2 separate regions of the Homo sapiens genome follow, and region 1 is linked to region 2. The links are chromatin loops, found by intact Hi-C in ENCODE. Cell type or tissue: Caco-2. All regions are shown on one strand. Each heading gives the region's core, and the rest is flanking DNA. Links, peaks and the distances in the headings are about the cores only.

Region 1 (12,500 bases), core at 2,183-10,182, 87 kb after region 2:
AAAGTTGCTTTTGTTTAAGATCATTCCCACTTGGGCTGAATTTTCCTCTTGTTCTTGGCACAAGGTGCAAGGAAGTCTATGTAGCATAATCCCAAGTGGGTTTAGAAACAAAACAGAACTGGAGATGGGTAATCATGTGCTCGTGTACGCAGAGTGCAGGGCCACACACACCCGTAAACAGCAGGCCCTCTGCAGAGGGGGATTGGGGAACTCGGGGGCAGCAGACCTTTATGTTAGACTGTCCTGTCTTGCTTACCTTTGTTCACCAATTTTTGAGACCGGAAAGCTATAAAGCAGAACTGAAATTTCTTAAAACGTAACACTCTTCTTACTGAATGCTCAGCAGGCATTCGCGAGAATGGGTGCTGAACAGGTGGGATATATTGGTCAGTGAAGAAAGCAGGTTGCAGCATGGAATATAGAGGATAATTGCAAGTCAAAAAAACAGATCTACTGGTTGCAGATATTTGTACACGTGTAGAAGAAAGTCTGGAAGAGTTCACACCAAGACCTGAACTGATGTTTATACCTGGGAGAGGGAACATGAAGGCATAAACTTGTAATTCTAAATCCACCCTCTTCTGTTTGGGTTAACTTTCTTCATCCAGAGAACACGTACTTCTTTGTTTTTGGTTTTTTGTTTTTAAACAGTATATCTTGAATGTCCAACTAACAGCAGGTGGCCTTCCTTTTAATAAAAACCTAAGGTGTGGAAACTCCAAGGTTCACAGATCTGTAGGAATGACAGGGTTCCTTCCAATGGGCCATCTCTCTGGTGCAAAATGGGACACATTTTACACACCTTTTCAAGAACAAATCCCTTGTGTAATTAATTAAGCCTATAATTATAGACCAATCTTTAAAAATGTAATTTGTAGTTTCCCCGTAATACTTATTTCAAATCTGACTTCTGATGTGGGCTAAATTATATTGGAACCAATTTTTACTACGTGGAGACTCAGGATAAACCAGGCTTCATTTGATTGATTTAAATATATTGTGGTTTCCATGTTTATTACTCAGTAGTAACTGGTATTTATGGAGCCAGGCTGCATACCAGACCCTGGACATGGGACTCCGCAGTTAATTTTTTTTTTTTTTTTTTTTGCCTGGATTTGATATCCCAAAGCAGTTCATTTCATTTAAACCTCACAGCAACCTTCTGGGGGCACTTACTGCTCTTACTCTTTTAAGGGAACAAAGACTCCTGAGAGGAAACTGATGTACCCAAAAAGCAAAAGGCAAGGGCTGGAGCCCTGATCTGAATCTGGGGTCTATGTCAAGGTCACAGTGCTTGGACAGACACATTTACTTTGTCCTGGTTTTTCTTAATTCCTTATTCACTGTTTCTCTTCCTTCTTAGGGTCAACAGTGTTACACGACACGTTTCTGCTTGTGGCATTTGAAAAAATCTCTGGATTAGAGTAGGATCCCCTGCGTAGGAGTCAAAGATGTGAGGATTTTTAAAAAGAGAGACATGGGGTTTGACCTCTCCCAGCCACCTCTTTCCAAACAGCTCTTGGGTGACCAGGTGCACGGTCAATGAGCGGGTCTGACGGTCCATCTGCTCTTTTGTCTTGTGGGAAGAAAGGATGACTCAAGTCCTCTGCACTCTGGTGTGTCTGTAGTTGTGGATTCTCTCCTGGCTGTTTAAAGTATAGGCACACCTTGGAGATACTGTGAGTTTGGCTCCAGACCACAGCTATAAAGTGAATATGGCACTAAAGTGAGTCATGAGCAATTTTTGGTTTCCCAGCGCATAAAAAGTTATATTCACACCAGGCTATAGTCTAAGTGTGTAATAGCATTATGTCTAAAAAGACAATGTACATACCTTAATTTAATTAATTTGTTTTTAAAATTATTATTGTTATTATTATTGAGACCGAGTCTCACTCTATCACCCAGACTGGAGTGCAGTGGCGCAATCTCAGCTCACTGCAACTTCTGTTTCCCAGGTTCAAGCGATTCTCCTGCCTCAGCCTCCCAAGTAACAGGCACCCACTACTGCGCCCAACCCGTTTTTTTGTATTTTTAGTAGAGACAGGGTTTCACCAAGTTGGCCAGGCCAGTCTTGACCTCCTGACCTCAAGTGATCCACCGGCCTTGGCCTCCCAAAGTGATGGGATTATAGGCGCGAGCCACCCTGCCGGGCCAATTTTAAACTACTTTACTGCTAAAAAATGCTAACAATGGTCTGAGCTTCCAGACAATCTTTTTGCTGGTGAAGAGTCTTGCCTCAATATTGGTGGCTGCCGACTGATCAGGGTGGCAGTTGCTGAAGGTTGGGGCCACTGTGGCAATTTCCTCAAGACAACGACAAAGTTGGCCACATTGATTGACCCTTCCTTTCACAAAATATTTCTCTGTAGCATGCAGTGCTGTTGGATAGCATTTTATCCACATAGAACTTCTTTCAAAATTGGAGTCAATCTTCTCTAACCCTGCTGCTGCATTATCAAATGAGTTGATCCACTATCCTCAATCTTTTGTTGTCATTTCCACAATGTTTGCAGCATCTTCACCAGGAGTAGATTCTATATCAAGAAACCACCTTTTTTTTTTTTTTTTTAAAGACAGAATCTCGCTCTGTCACCTAGGCTGGAGTACAGTGTACACTGGAGCAATCTCCACTCACTGCAACCCTCACCTCCCAAGTTCAAGTGATTCTCCTGCCTCAGCCTCCGAGTAGCTGGGATTACAGGCGTGCACCACCACACCCCGCTAATTTTCGTATTTTTATTAGAGATGGGGTTTCACCACTTTGTCCAGGCTGGTCTTGAACTCCTGACCTCAGGCGATCCACACACCTCAGCCTCCCAAAATGCTGGGATTACAGGCATGAGCTATCTCACCCAGCCTCAAAAAATCCCCCCCCCTTTTTTTTTTTTTTGCTTATCTATAAGAAGCAACTCCTCAGCTGTTCAAATTTCATCATGAGATTGCGGCAATTTGGTCGCATCTTCAGGCTCCACTCCTAATTCCAGTTCTCTTGCTATTTCCATCATATCTGCAATTGCTTCCTCTGCTGAAATCTTGAACCCCTCAGAGTCACCCATGAGGACTGTGATCAGCTTCTTCCAAACTCTTGTTAATGTGGATATTTTGACCTCCCATCAATCATAAATGTTCTTAATGACATCTAAAGTGGTGATTCCTTTCTAAAAGGTTTTCAATTTACTTTGCCAAGATCCATCCAAGGAATCACCATACATGGCAGGTATAGCCTTATGAAATGTGTTTTTTAAACAAGACGACTTGAAAATCAAAATTACTCCTTGATCCATGGGCTGCAGAATGGATGTTGTGTTAGCAGGCATGAAAACATCATTTATCTCCTTGTGCGTCTCCATCAGAGCACTTGGGTGACCGGGTGCACTGCGAATGAACAAATATTGTGAAAAAAACCTTTTTTCCCTGCAATTGGTTTCAACAGTGGCCTGGAAATATTCAGTAAACCAAGCTGTAAACAGAGGTATGGTCATCCAGGCTTTGTTGTTCCATTGCTAGAGCACAGGCAGAATAGATTTAGCATAATTCTTAAGGGCCATATGATTTTCAGAACGGTAAATAAGCATTGTCTTCAGTGCAAAATCAACAGCTGCATTAGCCCCTAAAAAGAGAGTCAGCCTGTCCTTTGAAGCTTGGAACACAGGAATTGAGTTCTCCTTTCTAGCTATGAAAGTTCTAGATGGCATCTTCCAATGGAATGCTGTTCCATCTGCATTGAAAATCTGTTTTTTAGTGTGGCCACCTTCCCCAGTGATCTTAGCTGGATCTTCTGGAGAACTTGCTGCTGCCTCTCCATCAGCACTTGCTCCTTTACCTTACACTTTTATGTTACAGAAATGGCTTCTTTCCTTAAACCTCATAAACCAACCTCTGCTAGCTTCCAACTTTTCCTCTGCAGCTTCCTCACCTCTGTCAACCTTCACAGAATTGAAGAGAGCTAGAGTCTTGCTCTGAATTAGCAATCCTTGGGCTTAACAGAATGTTATGTATGGTTGATCTTCTACCCAGACTACTCAAACTTTCTCCATATCAGCAATAAGGCTGTTTCACTTTCTTTTTATACATGTGTTCACGGAAAAGTTCATTTCCTTCGAGAACTTTTCCTTTACATTTACAACTTGGCTAACTGTTTACCACAAGAGGCTTAGCGTTTGACCTGTCTCAGCTTTTGACATGCCTTTCTCACTAAGCTTAATCATTTCTAGCTCTTGATTTAAATTGAGAAAACTTTGGGAGGCTGAGGTATGAGAATTGCTTGAGCCCGGGAGTTCAAGACCAGCCTGGGCAACCTAGTGAGATTTCATCTCTACTAAAAAAAAGATTTTTTTAAAAAATTAGCCGGGCATGGTGGTGCTTGCCTGTAGCCCCAGCTACTCAGGAGGCTGAGGTGGGAGGATCATTTGAGGCCAGGAGTTCCAGGCTGCAGTAAGCCATAATTGCACCACTGCACTCCAGCCTGGACCACAGAGAGAGACCCTGTTTCAAAAAATACATAAATAAATAATAAAGTGAGAGACATGCGACTCTTCCTTTCACTTGAACACTTGGAGGCCAATGTAGGTTTCTTAATTGGCCCAATTTAACATTGTTGCATCTCAGGGAATAGGGAGGCATGAGGAGAGGGAGGAGATGGGGGAATGGCCAGTGGAGCAGTTAGGGCACACACATTTATCAATTAAGTTCACTGTCTTATACGGGCACAGTTCGTGGTGCCCCAAAACACTGCAATAGTAACATCAAAGATCACTGACCACAGATCACGATAACAAATATAATAATAATGAAATGATTAGCTCTATTGTGAGAACTGCCAAAATGCAACACAGAGACACCAGGTGAGCACCTGCTGTTGGAAAAATGGCACCATGAACCTTGCTGGAGGCAGAGTTGCCACAAAACCTTCAATCTGTAAAAAATGCAATAAAGCAAATTGCAATAAAGAAGGTATGCCTGTATAAATGTAATGCTGGGAGACACAAACTCTTTTTCAGAATATTAGAAAGGAACCATCTCAGGACAGAGGCAATGGGGAAGTGGGTGGGGTGCGGGTGAGCAGGGCTGTGAAGTCTTGAGATTTGCCTCTGCGGTTGCTGACAGAGAACGAGTTATTATTATTATTATTATTATTATTATTATTATTATTTGAGACAGAGTCTCACTCTGTCGCTCAGGCTGAAGTGTAGTGACACAAAGTCAGCTCACTGCAATCTCCACCTCCCAGGTTCAAGCAACTTCACCGTGGAGACAGTTTTCTTATTAAATTGCTTGTACTCTCTTAGAAGGATTACTCATTTGATCAGCGGGAGGAACCACTCCCAAAATACCTTTTGAGTCATTTGGGGTTTCTATTGCCTTTTGCATAAACTTTGAATTATTCTTTTTGTTGAAAAGGTTACTATTAGGAAACACGTTCACAGGCAGTCTGTAAATGTCATCATATTTCAGCTGGGGACAGAGCTACACGAGGGTTTGGAGGAGGCGGCTCAGGGAGAAGGCAGCACCTCAGCCTGTTCTCTCAATGCACTGGCTGCAAGGAGCAGCTGCAACCCAGAGCCCACTGGGCCCAGACACCTAGCTGCCACATTTCCAGGGGTGGGCCTGCTCATGACGCAGGCAAGACAGGAAAACCGGGACAAGCTCCTGACCAGGCAGAGGTCAGGGACAGCTGCTCAGGTGCCACCAAGCATGAGGCAGGGCACCACCCAAGGCTTCCTGCCCAAACCTGTGGCATGCCCTGTTGGTGCTTTGCTGAAACTGTCCTTCTCTAAGAAGGCAATGAAGACAGTTGTCCCAGGCCCCAAAAAGAAGCACTCACTCCCTTTCCCATGAGACCACCAGTTTCGGATAGAGATTCTGTTTGGCTGGCGTTCTCAACTCATTAGAATTGGAATTAAAGAGCAGGGATGGGAAGTGACATTACAAACTCCGATGCCCAGGCCCCATCCCCGACTAACTGAATCAGAAATGCTGGGAGGCGAGCTCAGGACATTATGTTTTTAAAACGCACCAGGTGAGGCTGACACGCAGCCAGGGCTCAGAACCATGGATTTCAGCCAAAAAGGCTTTAGCCCAAGAAGACCGTGCAAATACAAAATGCCAAAGGGAGGGTCATCAGGTGAGTTTCATAGAATTCTGATTCTCCTCCTAATAAAGTACGTCCCTGGTAGCTGAGAGATGGGAGAGCAGCTCCACATGTGGGACCTGCCAGGGGGATTCGGCATTCCTGCGGCCCCCTCTGCTGGCCATGATGCTCTCAGATTCTTTGCTGAAAGGGAACGGACATAGGAGCCATCCCACTAAACTCTTCAAAGGACGCTTCTCAGATGCCGGAGTCCACAGAGTAGGGCAACATACAAAGCAAGCACCCAAAACACTGGGGGTGAGAGTCTCAAACCTTGTACTCTGTAATTACATCCAGCATCACCATCACTTCTCAAAAGAGAAGACACTTTCCCAGCAAAAATAGAAAAGGAAAGCAGTTGCAGAATAGTTAAGACTGAGCCCTGAGACATCAGTTTAGCCTTGAGAAAAAAACTACTTCCATTGTCCACATTTTTCTTAGCTGGATTCCTACCAATGAACCCCTGCTGGGACTTGAGTTTGGGGGGCACTGAGTGAAGTAAGAACTTTTAGTTAAGAAATTATTCTTTGGCCGTGGTTGTAATATCGTAGTCAGGGATGGCTTCACGGGCATGTGTCCAGGGCCCCACACTTAGAAGCATCCTGCCCTGGGTTTAATGCTCTCTTGAAATTCTTCATAATTTTTGGACAAGGAACTCCGCCTTTTCATTCTGTACTGGGCCCTGCAAATTCTGTACCCAACCCTGATTTTCACTGGTGGATTTATGTAAACGTGTGTCTTTCAGTTAGTCAATAAATATGTCTTGGACACTTATCGGTGCCGGTTTCCGAGGACACACCATGTGCAGTATCGCTGAGGGCAGGATCCAGAGTGTGCCTGCCTCAGAAAGCTTTGCTTCTGGAGGGGCCACAGGGAAAATGTTCACCAATAGGAAAGCCTATAAATAAGATCATTGAAAAGATTGGGAATCTGACAAGGATATCTATGTGAAACAGGAGAGTTCCCTGAACCCCCTTGCAGGATGTGCAACAAGGGTACGGCTCATGTGTGTGCTCAAACCCCTTACAGGAGGGAGAGCACGCAGACAGGCAGGTGCAGGAGATAGGGTGAGCACCCCTGGGCTCCAGCCCCACAACAGCATCCAGGAGGTGGGATCCTGTGACTCCCGAAGCCCAAGTAGGCGTGTGTTACAGTGTGCTCTTTTAGCCTTGCCATCCATGGAGGGCTTAAGTGTTAACCAGCTCAGTCTTGGTACACAGGTCCTTGTCCAGCATTCAGGAAGAATCAGGTCACACATGGACTTGAAGGATGGTGAATGCAGGGATTTTATTTGGTGCTGGAGGTGGCTCTCAGCAGGACAGATGGGGACCTGGAAAGGGAATGGCGTGGGAAGATGATCTTTCCCTGGAGTTTGGCTGTCCCTGGGCCGATCTCTCTGACTGTCCCCAGCAGACGTTCAGACGCTCCTTCTCTTCTCTCCTCCTCCACCACTCCATTCTTCTGCTCATCTGCTCGTGGAACCTGGGTTTGGGGTTTATATGGGTACAGGATAGGGGGCCATGGCAGGCCAAAAGGCAACATTTGGGCATGAAAACAGGAGTGCCTGTTCCCATTTAGGGTTGCAGGTTTCCAGGCTTTGGGGCGGGGCCTCTGCCAGGGAGCTGCCCTCTTCCACCCAGTATTTCCCTGTCTCTTGTCTGTGTCACATGGAGGCTATAAAATGGGTAAAGTGTGGCAGGTGGCAGCAGGTAGCAGAGGCCCAAGAAGCCTTTTTGAAGGAGATGACATGGGAGCTGGGACTGGCAGGAAGAGGAAGCCATTATTTAAAGAACAAAGCAAAAGCGGCCGGGTGAAGGTGCATGTGGGAGGCTGGCAGCAGGTAGGCCATGGGGGAATGTGGGTTTTGTTTACAAAGAAGAGTAGAGAGGGGTCACTGAAACCATTTAATTGGGGAATCATAAGGTGAGGGGACATTTAGGGCAATAAAGAGCCAGTGGCAGCTGGCAGACCAAGGGGGCACGTGGCAGCTGTTCAGCCAAGGTGGAAGACGCTTGGCCTAGACTAGGGTTTCTCCACTGGGCACTACTGAAATTTGAGCCAGGTAAGTCTTCACTGTGGGGCCGTCCTGTGCAATGTAGGATGTTGAGCTGCATCCCTGGCTTCTCCTCACCAAACACCAGTGGGTCCCCTCCCCCTGAGCTGTGACAGCCAGAACTCTCTGCAGACATTGTCAAATGTTCCTTGGGCATCAAAATGGACCCTGGTTGAAGATCACTGGCTTGGGGTGATGAGAGTGGACAGGGAGAGAGGGAATAAAGTCAGGATGTATCTTGGAAATAGGACTGAGAGAATTAAAACTGATGGGTTGAATTGGGGGAAGGGTATTAAGGGGAAAACTGACTCTGTTTTCCAACTGGAAACATGATGAACAGTAGCAAAACGTAATGAACAGCAGCAGCATCTGTGCTGAGATCTGCTCGGGGCATGAGGAGCAGTGTGGGTATCAGGGAGAGATCATTACCAAGAATTCCATTTCAGCCAAATAGATTTGCTTTCTTCTAATCAGACAAAAACTTCCCACCACACAGCTGCTGGGATGATCCAACTCTAGCAGACAGTGTTGACTGGCTATTAGGGCTGCCAGAAAGAATACAATATGCCCAGTTAAATTCAAATTCTAGCTTAACAGTGAATAAGTTTTAGTATAAGTATACCGCCTCACCCCACTACTAGGCTTCCTCCTAGCAGCAGCAGGCAAATCGGCTCAATTAGGCCTTCACCCCTGCCCCCAAAACTGCATGGGACGTATGCCAAAAAGTATTTGTTATTTATCTGAATTCAGATTTAACTGGGCGTCTACAACATTTTTGGGTTTTTGTTTTAGTTTTCTAGGGGGAAGGCGGGGATGGGGCTTTGCTCTGTTGCTCAAGCTGGAGTGCAGTGGCGTGATTACATCTGCGGCAGCCTTGACTGCCCCGAGTCAAGCAATTCTCCCACCTCAGCCTCCTGAGTAGCTGGGACCAAAGGTGTGCACTGCCTCGCCCGGCTAATTTTAAAAAATGATTTGTATAGACGAGGTCTCCTTATGTTGCCCAGGCTGGTCTCAAACTCCTGGGCTTAAGGGATCCTCCCACCTTGGCTTCCGAAAGTGTTGGGATTATAGGCAAGAGTCACCAGGCCTGGTCCACAACATTTTTATTTACATATTTTTGCTGTATCTGAAGCCCTGTCACTTACCTGTCTTTATCCTATTTTGGTTCAGTTATCTGGAATCCATGGGCTTCGGGGGTGGCTCAGTTCAACAGTGAAACTTGATTGGTCCAAGGTGGTCATAGTAATTCCATTTCTTGCTAGTGATTGGCTTAGGTAAAGAGGATGTGACACAATGTTAGCCAATAAGAGTTGACAGAACATCTGGAAGCTGGGAGCTTTGGGGAAGTTTTTTCTTACCACTCTTAAGCGGGCTCATGAAGAAGACACTGCTCTCCCTCCTTCTGTGTTGGTATGAAGATATTATGTGTGGAGCTCTGGCAGCCACCTTGCAACCACAAGCAAAGCCTGAGGATGAGGACAATTTGGGGAGTATGGCAGGGCTGAAAGTTGTGGTCTTAGTAGCACCACTGAACCTCCAAATCTGCCCGTCCTTGAGCCACTGACTCCTTTTCGGGCTTCATGTTGGTGAGGTAACAAATTCCTTATTATTGGAGCCATTGGAGATGGTTCTTCTGTGTCTTGCTGCCAAGCACATCCTGACTGCTACGTCAGCCAGCCACTGTGCCACAGGAGCCATGAGGCTAGGTTTTGCCACGGGAGATACCGAACACAAGGGAAGAGGCTACAGGATGATGAGTGAATAGCTGGATTAGAGCTTCCTAGCATCTCAGCCTCACACTCTGACAACATCAAAGAAACATCTTTCTTGACACTTCTCCTCTTCCTGTTTCATTCACATTGAGAGAAAATTCTCTATGGTGTCTCCCATTTCTGCACATCTTGTGAGCAGAGGCACTGACAGCTTTTCTTCTATACTGTCTTTACAAGAAAACAACTTAGTAGACAGAAAAGTGTCTCCCTCTGGGGCAGCAGCCAGATTTGTTTGCCGTTGTTTACAAAGTTGATGTCTCCCTCCAGGGCAAAGGCTGATCATGTTTGCTTGCCCATCATCAATGATTTGGATTTTCTAAGCTCAAGATTCCTCAGCTGTGGAATCGCCACATCCAGCTGAGGACAGCCCTCAGCCTCAGCGGCTCTCAGACTCCCCAGGGACCCTGGCTCCCACCATGCCCCAGATGGCCCCTGGGCTGTTGAGTGACCATGGAGGGCCACCCCTTTGTATCAGGGGTTTGGATTTAATTAAAGTCTTAGAAAATATTATCTGTCACTGAGCAGCCCAGAAGGGTAGCCCTGCTCAGAACTGAGAAGCTTCTTCATGTGGCTCTCGAAGCTGTCAAACAGGCCCTCTGCAAACTGAGACTGAGGCCGTGTCAAATGCTTGTGGTTTACCTCGGGCTTTGTTATGTCCCAGAGTCTGGAATCCTGGTAATTACAGAAAAACGTCGGGTGGGGGGTGAAGGGAAGGCGTCAGAAAGTTATCTGTCTCAACAAAAGGAAGAGAGGAGAGGGAAAGAAAGGGAGAGAGAGACAGACAGAGAGAAGAGAGAGAAAGAGACAGAGAGAGAGACAGGGGGACCAAGGCTGCACGCTGTGAGCAAAGATTCTCAAAGGAAAATCAGAGCAGTCCTGTCGGAAGGGAGGATGGAGCTGGCCTGGCTAATGAACAAACAGAGCGAAACAGTCCCACAAAACAGATAGCTACTACACCATGCTTTCCAATGTTGAGAGCGCCGATGAAGATCATCACGTTCAAAAAGCAGGTCACCAAGCAGAATGTAAGCATGTATTTCATTTTTCAAAAAAGAAACACCCATTCTATACCAGTCTATCAACTGTGATGCTCTGCGGATGAGTCACAGTAGAGGTTTTAAAACAATTTTCTGTTGGTCTGCCTGCATCTGCTAATTTTCCTACAATGGGCATATTCTAGCAGTTCCCATGTCATGAACCCACCAAAGGAATAAATAAAAGACAGAAAACTGAGCAGACACGCAGATCCTCCCAAACCCTTTCTCCTTGTTAAGTTCTGTCTGCACAACAAAGACCAGTGGAGAAATGAAAAGCTGCAGTCAGTTTTCTGACTTTGCTGGCTGGGAGAAGCGATCTGGACTCATCTTTTCCAGGTGTTTGGGAACATGGCTCTGTCCCTGGGTGAGGAAACCTCAATTTCAGGCTGCTGATCACAAGTGCACCTTCCGTGACAATCTCCTTAGGGCTGCACTTTCAGGGAAGGAATAACATCAGGGCTGCAGCCCACACGGGTCGTACCCTTGGCAGAACCTCCTGGAGGCCCTGCCGGGGTTCCTGGGGTCCCAGGGATGGAGACATCCCTTTGTTTCCTGTTTAGGGTGGTTCTGATTACAGATGAGGCCAAACTGGAATAAATCACAACCAGACCTCCTCTAGCCAGTGGCTCAGGGCTCTGTTGATTACAGTATCATTAGCAGGAAGGAAGAGTTAACAGGGAAGACACAAGCTGATGTGGCTTGGATGTTGTCCCCTCTAAATCTCATGTTGAATTGTGATCCCTAGTGTTGGAGGTAGGGTCCAGTGGGAGGTTTTTTGGTCCTGGGGGCGATCCTTCCTAGCAGATGCTGCCCTCATGGTAGTGAGTGAGTTCTCACAAGATCTGGTTGTTTAAAAGTGTGTGACACCTCCCCCCACTTCTCTCTTGCTCCTGCTCTGACCTGTGATACACAGGCTGTCCCTTCACCTTCTGCCAGGACTGTAAGCAGCTCAAGGCCTCCCCAGAGGCCAAGGAGATGCTGGCATCACACTTCCTGTACAGCCTACAGAACTGTGAGCCAGTTAAACCTCTTTTCTTTGTAAATTACCCAGCCTCAGGGATTCCTTTATAGCAACACAAGAAAGCCCTCATAACAGCCTTGGGCTTCAGTAAGGGCTCCAAAGACAGGCAGATGTGAATTCCACCCCAGGAAAAAAGTCCTCCTGGCTGGGGGACCTAGGACAAGTGTCTTCACCTCTGAGACTCAGTTTCCACCCCTGGAAGACGGGGATGGTAAGTGTATTAGTCAGAGTTCTCCAGAGAAACAGAGCAATAGAAGATATATATATATATGTATATATATATATGTATGAAGAGGAATTGGCTTACATAGATACGGGGGCTGAGAAGCCCTGCTATCTGCCATCTGCAAGCTGGAGACCCAGGAGGATCTGGGATAATTCAGCCCAAGTCTGAAGGCCTGAGAACCTGGGGAGCTGATGTTGCAAATCCTAGTCCAAGGGCGAGAGAGGATGAGCTGAGATGTCCCAGCTCCATTTGGTAGAC
Region 2 (12,500 bases), core at 1,590-9,589:
ATTTGAGAAAAAAAAAACCATACTAAGCAAAAATAAAAATCACCCACATAAATATTTTGGTTATGGCTGTTTCCAAACTATCTGTCTATCTGCTTCTATCTACTTTTTAGGGGATTACATTTAAGCCATGACTTATTTATTTATTTATTTTTGAGACTGAGTTTTGCTCTTGTTGCCCAGGCTGGAGTGCAATGGCGCGATCTTGGCTCACCTCAACCTCCGCCTCCCAGGTTCAAGCGATTCTCCTGCCTCAGCCTCCCAAGTAGCTTGGATTACAGGCATGCGCCACCACACCTGGCTAATTTTGTATTTTCAGTAGAGACGGGGTTTTTCCATGTTGGTCAGTTTGGTCTTGAACCCCCGACCTCAGGTGGATCCGTCTGCCTTGGCCTCCCAAAGTGCTGGGATTACAGGCGTGAGCCACTGCGCCCGGCCTACGGCATGACTTTTTAACATTTTCCAAGTCTCTAGGGTTCTCTGATTGGATATTTATGTTGTATCCTATTTTTCTGCTATTGTAATACCTGAAAATATTCTTAAACCTGTATTTCTGCCTGCTTTTCTGATCAATCATTTCCTTAGGATAAGAAGTGTGTATTTCTTTCTTTTTTTTTTTTTTTTTTGAGACAAGGTCTCGCTCTGCTACCCAGGCTGGAGTGTAGTGGTGCAATCATAGCTCACTGCAGCCTCCACCTCCTGGGCTGAAGCCATCCTCCCACCTCAGCCTCTCGAGTAGCTAGGACCACAGGTGTGCACCACCATGCCCAGCTAATTAAAAAAATTTTTTTTTTTTTGTAGAGACAGGATCTTCCTAGGCTGGTCTTGCATTCCCTGGGCTCAAGAGATCTGCCCGCCTCAGCCTCCTAAAGTGCTGGGATTACAGGCGTGAGCCACCATGTCTGGCCTGGGGATGTATTTGTTTCAAGCTTCAGATGCACATTCCCAGGTGCCCCTGAACGGCTGCAGCCATTGCCACCCCTCCGCAGTGTCGGAAGGACCCCGCTCACCTCCTCAGCAGCTCAGGGGTTATTTTGGTTTTGTTTTTTAAATCTTTGCCAGTGTTTTCCTTTGCATTCTTAAATTCCTGATGCCATGAATTTATTTCATTTTTCTATATGGAATTTACTGGCCATTTGGGCTTCCTTTCCTCTTCTTTACAGCACAGATTTTACACATTTTCTCCCCAGCCTTGGCATTTTCTTTTTTTTAAACCTTATTTCCCCTTCCCCTTGATCTATTATCTATTTAAAACATGATGCTGGTTATGTGGTTATGAGTCCCTTCTGCTTTAAAGGTTGGATAAATGGATGTACGGCATCAGCTCAACAGCTGAATTAGTTTTCAGGTCATCCCACCCAGCTGTGCTAGTCTTTTTTTTTTTTTTTTTTCTTAAGACAGGGTCTCACTCCCATGGCCCAGGCTGGAGTGCAGTGGCATGATCACAGCTCACTGCAGCCTCAACCTCCCTGGGCTCAAGTGATCCTCCCACCTGAGCATCCTGAGTAGCTGGGACTGAAAGTATGTGTCACCACGCCCGGCTAACTTTTGTATCTTTGTAGAGACGAGGTTTCACCATGTTGCTCAGGCAGGTCTTGAACTCCTGGGCTCAAGCGATTCTGCCCACCTCAGCCTCCCAAAGTGCTGGGATTACAGGTGTGAGCCACAGTGCCCAGCCTAGCTATTCTATTCTTGCCACTGGAAAACCCTCACAGAAGAAGTGTGGGAGGCCACATCGGAGAAGAGGAGGTTATGCTAAAGTGTCCAGAAAAATGGTGCCTACATAAAATAATTCAGGATCTCTAAAAATCACTATTCACTTGCCATCCCATAGGGTTGTGAAGATGAAATGATGTAACGTATATGAAAACAGAACATTCTCTGCTCAGTTCTTTGGAGGGTAGAAGTATTTAGACAAAGCACTTCAGAGTTTATAAACATTTATCAAGAGCATTTTGCAGCTCACCCCAAGGCTCTCTGGTAGATGCCATCTCATCTGAAATTGTCAATGCTTTGCTGGATCAAAGAAGTTACATGAAAGGGGACTTAAAATGAAAGGAACAGCCCACAGGAGCTTCCTGTTCAGTACCTGACATTGGAAAGGTTTTATCCCAGCGGATCATAACCACCTTGCAAAGCAGATAGAACCACTCTTCAATAGATGGCATTTATTGCTTATTACGTGCCTACTGTGTGCTAGGCTCAGTTCGAAGTCCCTGGGGATGGAACAAGGAGGGAGGAAGACAGACAAGCCGCCTGCCCTCACAGGGCTTTAGGTTCCAGGGGTACAATTCCAAGGAGATGTTATCCTCTTTTGATGGATGGAAGTCTCAGGGATGGTCAGTCACCTGCCATGGCCATCCAGGACTAGAATGCAGATGTCCCTAACCTCAAAGCCCCTCACCATCCTGGGGTCCCAATTCTCTACTACATCGAAGCAGCCGGTACCTCACATGTGTATTCTCATCTCCATTCAGAAAGCTCCTAACTACATTTCCTGGAGGTGCCCTGTGTCCAAAGGTGCACTTTGTCTGATCAGGCCCATAGATAGGGGCCTGTCATGGAAAGTGGCAAAACCAAAACCATCCAGAGCGATTTAACCCTTCATCGCCCATTTGCTGCTGTCATGGGGCAGGAGGACAGGAGCTGTTTCAGACCCAAGACTTTTCTGGGGATTTTAGATGGAGGAGTCCTAATCCCTGTTTACTCTGTCTCTATATTGGCAAGTGTTTCCCTGGGCTTAAAAGGGCAGAGAGGGGAGGCTCTTGTTCTAACAGCAATGAAGCCATCTTGCCACTGGTAAGAAATAAAATGATGAGAAGATTGCTGGGCCTCAAGTCTGTCACCCACACCCCACTTCTCTGGGCCACTCAGACACTGTCCTCCTGGAGCCAGTCCAGGACCCTCCTCTTCTCTACTGGGGACAAAATGGGAATAATAATACTAATAATGGTAAAGAAATGAAGCATTTGCTTTCTTTTCAAAGCTCTCCCAAGGGTTCAGCTGGGCTTTCTGGCCAATTCTCCCAAGGCTTTAGAAAATAGGTTTGAGTTTGCTGAGGGCTCTGCATCCACCTGTTGAAGAAGGCTGAGGGAGTAACTGAATTTCGGGTTGCTCTCAAGACAGTGCACAGAAACAAGAGGTCCAAACTCTCACCTCCAAGGTAAACCCTTCTGATTTTAAAGGTTTGTGGGAATGCCAGCATCACTGAGCAGCCCCAATCCTCAAAGAACACTCGATAATGATTTATGGTTGTGGCTTTACCAACCAGGCACGGCAGGAGTGAGAATATTCATGCTGATGCTTATTCGTGATCTGCGCTAGGTGAATTACAGGCATGGTCAGGTGTCAGCCCAGAGACAGGCCCACTGTGGAGTAGGTGACACATGCCGAGGCCCTCTTATTTGCCCAGAGGTGCACAGTTAAGTAGTGAAGGCAGAATCCAAATGCAGATCCATCTGCTCCACTGTCCTGGGTCTGTTTTGTTTGTTTGTTTGTTTGTTTGTTTGTTTTTTGAAACGGAGTCTTGCTCTGTCACCCAGGCTGAAGTGCAGTAGTACGATCTCAGCTTACTGCAACCTTCGCCTCCCAGGTTCAAGCTATTCTCCCACCTCAGCCTCCCGAGTAGCTGAGATTATAGGCACGTGACACCATACCTGGCTAATTTTTTCAGAGATGGGGTTTCACCATGTTGGCCAGGCTGGTCTTGAACTCCTGACCTCAGGAGATCTGCCTGCCTTGGCCTCCCAACATACTGGGATTATAGGCATGAGCCACTGTACCTGTCCTGGATCTGTTTTTAAAGCAAAACCTGGCGTCTCCCACCTTCAGCTGGCCGCTGGAGCACTTCAGACTCCATCTGGGGAGCGGAGTGCCTTCCAGGCACTTTCCCTCTGCCCCAGGCTGGCAGCACAGGGTCCCACTCGCCATTTGGGGCCCCAGAAGGCAGAGGGGCCCGGGGTGAGTCTGAGTCTGCTCCCTTTGCAGTGAAGGCAGACTCCAGGGAGCTGGCCTTTCAAATGCAGAAAACAATTGTCCTGCCTTCCAAGCAAATGACAGGGGCTCATTTTGGAATCTTCCAGTTGCTCCTTTCCCCACTTCAGATCTGGGACTGCTTTTTCCAGCCTCTGCAGAAGGCAGGCCTAGCAGGCACCCTCAAACAGACTTCTAAGTGGGACTTTCAGTGCCAGGCGAGGTGTCACCCAGGACCCCCCACCCATAGGCTGAGGGAAAGAACAGTGCCAGATGACACCATACCTGCCACCTGCATCCCCTCCCGGGTGTGACCCTGGGCAAGTTACATGGCTTCCCCTGCAGTCTCAGCACTGTCTTCCTTACTGGCTGGTGAGGAGGGTCCCATGGAAACTGGCTCCTGGCAAATGCTCCGCTAAACAGAAAACGGGAGATAGGCGTGGGGGTGGGGGCACAGGTGCCAACGTGGTGCCTTCAATTTGCTTCCCCCCTCCATTTTGGGCTTTTCTTGGTTTGTTAGTGACTAATGGGACTTGGGCAAACTCTCAGGCGCATCCAAAGGAGAAGCCGTACTTGGAAATCAGACTCTATCCCCTTGAGTCAGATGAGGATGAGAGACTTGATCTCATTTCTGCCAAGGCCACAGGGCTGGATCCTGAGAACTCAGCATGACTTGGACCTCCCGAGGCCTCTGGGTGAGTGATAGGGCTCTGGAATCTGAAGTCCCAAAGCTCAGTGGGCAGAATGGCCTTGGCCCTGAAGCTCAGTGTTTTCCCTCCTTTTCTCTCCAAGGATCAAAAGCCAGTGACTTTCAAACCCGACCAGATCCCAGGTGTCCTTGGAGATTTCTCAGGACTGCCCCCGGGATGGAAAAGCCTCCTTCCACCTTTTGTGGCCTCAGTTTCCATGTCCTTGAGATTTCAGCAGGGACAGCGCCAGGATCCTTAACTAGGAGACACGTTGTAGACATACCTAGGGGGAGGCCTGGGCATCCGTCTTAAAGCTGCATTTATTTGCAAAATAAGCTCAGTGTTTTTATTTGTAGGATAAGCTAAGTAGATTATGTAAAATCTCCACGTCTCCCATCCATATTGCCAGTGTTGTGTGGTTCTGGGTATGATTGCACCCTGAAAAAAAGTGTTCTATGCCGAGGAATGAAAATTAAAACCCACAAATCTAACCTCTCGAGTGCACGCACGCACGGTAGTCACTTAGCGCCTCCCATGAGCCAGAGCTTTCATTTCCCATCCAACTCTGGAAGTGCTGCTTTTCTTGTTATCCCCACTTGCAGATGCAGAAACGGAAGCTCTGAGGGATGGCCTCGCCCAGCACACACCTTTGCAGAATTTGCTTTCAAAGCCAGGTCTCTACTACCATCTCCAGCACGCTGCTGAGCCTCTATGTGCATTAGAAAGTAAAATCACAGATGAATTTCTCAGCCATCTCAACGCGCCCCATCTCAACGCGCCCCATCTCACATTCATTATCATTTGCTTTGAAGGATTTTTTTCTTTTTGAACAGAAGGGGCACCTGGCTTTCCTACTCTGATTTGCAGATGTGTGTTGAAGGAATGGAGAGAGTAGATTTTGCAGTTATTCCCTCTGGGCCCTCCGACCTTCTTGGAGACCTGTCATGCAGGGTTAGCAAAGCCATTTCAACACACTACTGTGGTGTGGACAACCAACACAGACTTTGCTGCCCCGGAACAGCTCCCCACTGCCACCTCCACCCCAATTCTCTAGCTTTTAAAGCCTTTCACTTGGCAGGAAAACGCTGCCCCCTTCTGGCTTAAATGGACAGGCACGTCCAGGGCAAGGATTCAGATTCCTGTGAACGTCATTCAATGTGAATAATAGGCGCACTGAAGACCAAAGGATAAATCGGGGTAAACGGGGCAGGGCAAGACAATGCCGCTGGGCGGAGATGAAGATTTTGCGATACCCTCTTCACTTAACGAGATTCATGCAGTCCCTTCGGGGCAACAATAGCATTGCCACCAGTTGCACAACCCAAGATGTTGCTGACAGACTGTCCTCTGTGGAAGAGGTTATAAAAGCATCTATGATTTCAGAAGGGGCAATAACTCCAATAACTAACACAGTCTCCAGGGGTGACTCTCAAGCCGTGAAAGTCAGGACAGCGGCAGGAAGCCCCACACCGCCAGCAGGGATCCTTGGCTGCCAGTGGAAGCTGGGCTTGGCTTTGTGTGGGTTCTGCGCTCCTTCGCCCAGTTTCAAAACCTCCCGCACCTGTGTCTTTCTCCATGCAAATGAGCCCAACAGGAAAAACAGGCGCCTGTGGAGGTTTCACAACAACCTAGAAGCTGTCCCATGCCAGATCTCTGTCGGTGAGAAAATGTGTGTGGATGCTGACTTCTAGAAGACTCCAAAGCGCTTGTCTTCCCCACTCCCCATTTCCAAAGGCTGAGACTCCTCTGCACTCCGAGTTTCCTCCCACGCTTCGTCTGAAGAGTGGGTTTTGGGGAGTGAAGGATAGAAAATATCTGAAGACTCTTCCCTATGACTTAAGACATGAATTTTCTTCTCAAGTCTTGAACTAAAGTCAGAAAGTGTTTGCAAGAAATGTTCTTCTAGGTCCCACATCCACGGGACCAGATGATGCCTGGGTGAGCATGTTTTTTATGTATTTATTTATTTTTGAGATGGAGTCTCTCTCTGTCACCAGGCTGCAGTGCAGTGGCGTGACCTTGGCTCACTGCAACCTCCACCTCCCAGGTTCAAGTGATTCTCCTGCCTCAGCCTCCCAAGTAGCTGGGACTATAGGCGCCTGCCACCACGCTCAGCTAATTTTTGTATTTTTAGTAGAGACGGGGTTTCACCACATTGGCCAGGATCATCTTGATCTCTTGACCTCATGATCTGCCTGCCTCGGCCTCCCAAAGTGCTGGGATTACAGGCATCAGCCACCACACCCAGCTGGGTGAGCATGTTAAAGATCCCACAGGGAAGGAGCATGAGGGTCAGATGGGGGGAACATGGGGACCAGTTGGAGATGGAAAATGAGGGGTCAGATGGGGAAGGAACAGGAGGAGGTTAAATGGAAGAGGAACATGAAGGTTCAGATGGAGGAGGAATATGGAGACACAGATGGGGAGGAATGTGGGGGTCAGATGAGGGAGGAACAGGAGATCAGATAGGGGAGGAACGGGAGGAAGTCAGATGGAGAAGGAGCATAGAGGGTCAGATGGGGAGGAACAGAGGTCAGATGAGGGAGGAACATGGGCATCAGATGGGGAAGGAACAGGAGGAGGTCAGATGGGGGAGAGCATGGAGGCTCAGATGAGGGAGGAGCATGGAGGGTCAGATGGGAGAGGAACAGGAGGAGGTCAGATGGAGGAGGAGTATGGAGGCTCAGATCGGGGAGAAGCATGGAGGGTCAGATGGGGTAAGAACAGAGGAGGTCAGATGGAGGAGGAACTTGGGAATCAGATAGGGGAGGAACAGGAGGAGGTCAGATGTGGGAGGAGCATGGGGGTCAGATAAGGGAGGAGCACGGAGGGGCAGACAAGTCTGCTCTTCTGGCCTAGCTTGGGCTCCAGAGACTGGCATCCCCCCGGGCGGGTTGGCCTAGTGTGTGTCTCTGCTCTCCTTGTTCTTTGTAGCCTGTTTTTGTCCCACCAGCCTGTGAGCACCGTGTGACTGGGACCCGCCTCCCACATGAGTGTATCCCCAGCACCAAGCCAGGGCCTGGCACACAGCAGAGCCCAGCACGTCTTTGTTGCACGAGTGTGGGAAAGTGGCCAGCATCCAGGAGAGGAAGGGCCTGGCATGTTCAGCCCCTTCCCCTAACTGGGTCTTGATCACTATCCTGTAAAAGGAGGGAAATGGCCACGGTTTTCTCGGCCATCGGCTGGCTGGACTGTGCATTCTCTGGGGTGCCGTAAAGTCCTGTTCTGGGGCATTGCCCTGCATGATCAGCCTCCATCATTTTCCTCCCTGAAGTGGGAGGCAAATGCCAGCCCCCAGAGGGCAGGAACCCAGCACTTCCTGAGCGACATGTGGAGCCCCAGACCCCAGCTCATTCCGTCCCCCATGACAGGTGTGTGGACACTGTGGGGCTCCTGTGTCTTCACAGGAGTGATTATCCAGTGACCAGATCCCCACCAGGGGTAAGCAGGGAAACTGAGGCCTACAGCCCAGAGATTCTGGACTACCCAGGCCTTTGTCATGGAAATCACCCATTGTGCCCCTTTTGTGTGCTGGGCACAGTGCTGGACCCAGAGCTCACTAGAGTGAGCCGAGCCCCTGTGCCTGTCGGCCTGCCTTACAGTCCGGTGGGGGAGACAGAGATTAAAGGAATATTTGTACAAATAATTCATCCCAGCGGTTGAAAGTTCTCCTGAAGGAGAATGACAGGGGACCCTTTGGGAATGGAAAGGTCAAGATTGGTGGGAGATGACAGCATCACAAAAAGGGAAGAGCATGCTCTGGTGGGGGAACAGCTTGTACAAAGGCCCCAAGGCAGTTCTTGGGGAAGCGCAGGTGCAGCTGGCACCATCTGTTCCTTTTTCCTCCTACCAAGAGCTCAAGGGTGATGCCTGAGGTAGCTTCAGCCATCTCCCAGCCATGAATGAAAGACCAAGGGAACCTGTGGCACTAGCACTATTGAACTGCTGAATTCCCTGCAGCCACCTAGGTCCAAGTTCCCATCATGTAAGAAGCAGTGATTTTTCTTTTACTTGCAGCTCAATGCATTCCTATCTGAAGTGGGGCAGAGAGGCTGGCAGCCTTCTTTACTAACCAGGCCTGGGATGAGGTCAGGGGACACTGCTCCGTCACAAGGTGGGTTCAACTCAAGTGAAAAGGTACCCATTCCCATCATCACCCTGCCACTAGTGGGAGCCCCTCTGTCCCTCTCTGAAAACCCCTTACTGCCACTGGAGTTGGTCTAATCCTTGGAGGAAATGTCACCCCTTAGGAAATGCCCAGCTCAGTCCTCTGGATGACCTCCCACATCCCAGGAACAACGAAGGTCATGTTATCCAGATCCCTCACAGGGTCCAAGTGCACCCCCTCTGGCTTTGCAGCTCCTCCCTCCCTCTGCTCTACAGACCAGCGACCCATCCTGGTGAGGTCACCGAGTTGTCCTGTGTGGAGTCCGGCTCTTGTTTCCAATGGGGAAAACAGCTTTCCTCAGAAAGTTCTACTCCCTCTGGGGAAAACGACTGAGAGGCTCTTGGCAGGGCTATTCCCAGTTTCCTCACTAATTACTCTGGGATATTCCCTCCTGAATGAAGAAACTTCTATAATTTGGGTTATAAAAGATCTCTTTGAATTTTCTCCAGAGTCTGCTGTGATTATAACAATAAAATATACGACACACATGAAGACTTTCATCCCAGCAGCCCCAGGCTCACTGCAAACGAGTCATAATTATGCATCTCAACAGCACCCCCCATTCTCTCCCAATGTGGAAACTGAGGCAAAAGGAGGTCAAGGCTATGGCTCCTCAGCCACCAAGAGACCCACAGATCTGCTGTGACTTCCCTGTGCCCAGAATTCCAGCCTTGCGGGGAAGCCGTGGGAAGTTCACTCAGGCCATCTCAAATCCCAAATGTCCACCACCTTGAACACCCATCTTTGGACAGTGGGAAAGCTGTGATCCAGCTCCATCTGGATCCTTTAGTTACCCTAAACCTTGAGCGGCCATGGAGTCCCGACTTCTGACCTATGAGATTACACAAAAACAATACAAAACAGCAAAACACATGATAGAACAGTGAAACGCGAATGCTGCGTTGCTTGGGTAACCCACGTGTCCGTCTCACCAGGTTGTGAGCTCTCCCAGGCAGGGACCACGTCGCCATATCAGGGTCAGTGCACGGGCACAGGATGCCACCTGCCGTGAGCACCTGCTGTGTGTTTGATACTATTCCACACCATAAGGATCCAGAGATTTCCACCGGGGACTTTGCCAAGCTGTTATCTCCCCTCATGACTGAGTGTAGAACAGAGTCCCAGGCTGGGCGCAGTGGCTCGCGCCTGTAATCCCAGCACTTTGGGAGGCCAAGGTGTGAGGAGCACTTCAGCTGAGGAGTAAGAGATCAGCCTGGGTAACATAGTGGGGCTCCATCTCTACAAAACACAAAAAGATATACTTTAGCCAGGCGTGTGGTGTATGCCTGTAGTTCCAGCTACTTGGAAGGCTGAAGCGGGAGGATCCCAGGATCCCTTCAGCTCAGGAGTTGGAGGCTGCAGTGAGCTGTGAGGCCACTCCAGCCTGGGGGACAGAACAAGACCCTGTGTAAAGTGGCAGTCCTCTACCCATGTGTGAGCGTGATCACTTCCACAAATGAACACTGAGGAGGTCTCTTCTGTGCCAGGTTCTGTGCTGGGCCTTGGGATATAAGCAGCATGGCCCTCCCTTGTGGGGCGCGTGGGGAGAAGGATGTTAAATAATCTAAAAAAGGGGCCTAAAACTCAATCTTTGAAGGTGAGCTGCAGGGTGGTGTGGTCTCTTTGATCTCTCAGGGGAGCCAGGGAGGGTGTCTGTCGAACGGTGACTGTGGAGGTCAGATCAGATGCATCAGCAGGAGGTAGCAAGACAGAGGTGGGAGGGAGGGCTGAGTGGTTGAGGCAGTGCACACAGTTGTGCAAGGGCCCGGGGGCAGGAGGAAATTTGGTGTGACAGAAGGACTGAAGGCAGTGTGGCTGGACAGTTGGGCTGTCCAGAGCATTGGGACCATGCTAAAGATTTTATTCTTGATCCTAGGAGCAATGGGAATCTATCAAATCATTTTAAGCAGGAGCCAGATTTGACTCTATGCACATTTTTGTTTGTGTTTGTTTGTTTGTTTTGAGATGGAGTCCGGCTCTGTCGCGCAGGCTGGAGTGCAGTGGCGCGATCTCGGCTCACTGCAACCTCCATCTCCTGGGTTCAAGCAATTCTCCTGCCTCAGCCTCCCAAGTAGCTGGGATTACAGGTGCATGCCACCATGCCCAGCTAATTTTTCGTATTTTTAGTAGAGATGGGGTTTCACTGTGTGAGCCAGGATGGTCTCCATCTCCTGACCTCGTGATCCGCCCACCTCGGCCTCCCAAAGTGCTGGAATTACAGACGTGAGCCACCGTGCCCAGCCATCTCTATGCACATTTTAAGACATGTCTGCAAATATTTTCTGTAAAGGGCCAGATAGTAAATCTTTCAGGCTTGGGGGAGCATAGGGTGGAAATGGCTCAACTCTGCCCACAGAGTGCAGAAGCAACTGTAGACAATAAGCAAAGAATGAAGAAGTGCAGCTGCCTGTAGCAAGCAGGAGGCCCACAAAAGGGATATCGATTATTACTGAGGACATGACTGCAAGTTATGATTCACTCACTCCTGCATTCACCCATTCAACAGATACATTAAGTACCTGCTACAGGTGAAGCATTCTTAATCTGAAAATCTGAAATGCTCCAAAGCTCAAAACTTTTTGAGTGTTGACACCATGCTCAAAGGAAACACTCTTTGGAGCATTTGGGATTTCAGAGTTTGTGTGTGTGCGTGTGTGTGTGTGTGTGTTTAATTTCATTTTTTAAACTAGAGACAGGGTCCTACTGTATTGCCCAGGCTGTCTCAAACTTCCGGCCTCGAGTGACTCTCCCACCTCAGCCTCTCAAAGCGCTGAGATTACAGGCATAAGCCACTGCACCTGGCCGGGATCTCAGATTTGGGGATTACGCATGCTCAACTGGTAAGTATATTATAAATATCCAAAATCTGAAAAACACCCAAACTCCAAAACCCTTCTGATGGCAAACATCTCTGGTGATTGATAATCAGCCTGTGTGTATGTGCCAGGCACTGTCCTCCGCAGTGGGGAAACCGCAGAGAACGAAACACTTCCCATCTGAGTGAAGCTTGTGCTGTCGTGAGAGAGGCAGATGATAAACCATGAATAGGTAACATAGTGTCAGGGAGAGATGAATGCTAGGAAGAAGAAAAATAGGAAAGGAATGGGAAGTGATGGGGGTCTCCTTTAAATAGGAGGGGCAGGGAAAGTCTGAGGAGGTGACACTGAGCTAGGACCTGAATGCAGACAATTGGGCGGGGGAGCCTTCTTAGCAGCAAAGAGCACATACAAAAGGCTGGAGGCAGGATTGTGCTTTGGGTGTTGAGGGAGCCAGCGGTGAGAGATGCAATCTCCAAGCCTGTGGCTATAAGATGTAAACTTGAGAAGTGTACAGAGACACACTGTTAAACTACACACACCATGAAGAACAACATTTCACCCAGCAGGATTAAGCTATTTCCATTTGTGCGTTCAGTAGATGTATTGAACCTACCTGTGACCCAACCCGATCCCCTCTGGCCTCCAAAGATTTGGGCCAGTAAAGACAAAGACCTGGCCGACCTGTGTAGACTGAAGAATCCCAGCCTCCGGCTCAGTGTCCACAGGCCAGGCTTAGGGAAGAGTTTGTGTGTGAAGTGACAGACCATAGGACTGAGCCACAATCTAGGCTCGGAGTCTTTGAAGCTAATGACCAAGCTAATGATACACAAACCCGGGAGTTGAAGAGGACCCCCG

What was found. A loop is a pair of places that touch in the nucleus more often than their neighbours do. Peaks named below come from ENCODE experiments on the same cell type or tissue, not always from the same donor. Only the 100,000 strongest peaks of a DNase experiment are listed, where the experiment ranks them.
Region 1: it touches region 2 in a loop (6-fold over the local background); 2 of 110 quality-filtered maps call a loop at or near these places.

The regions. Positions count from the first base shown.
Region 1 is chr20:57,055,245-57,067,744 of GRCh38, forward strand. No RefSeq gene overlaps it. Among named protein-coding and RNA genes, the nearest start is that of BMP7-AS1, 150 kb to the right of the region's middle. RefSeq lists an enhancer at 9,851-10,352. In Caco-2, for the core only: a CTCF peak has its summit at 6,221 (motif pointing left); DNase peaks (open chromatin) are centred at 5,617 and 6,247.
Region 2 is chr20:56,968,827-56,981,326 of GRCh38, forward strand. It overlaps LOC105372683 (a long non-coding RNA gene), which reads left to right and starts at 5,809. Exons shown (of 4, transcript XR_936898.3): 1 at 5,809-6,596; 2 at 8,676-8,772. In Caco-2, for the core only: CTCF peaks have their summits at 5,759 (motif pointing left), 5,958 and 8,792 (motif pointing right); a DNase peak (open chromatin) is centred at 5,765; H3K27me3 peaks cover 154 bases.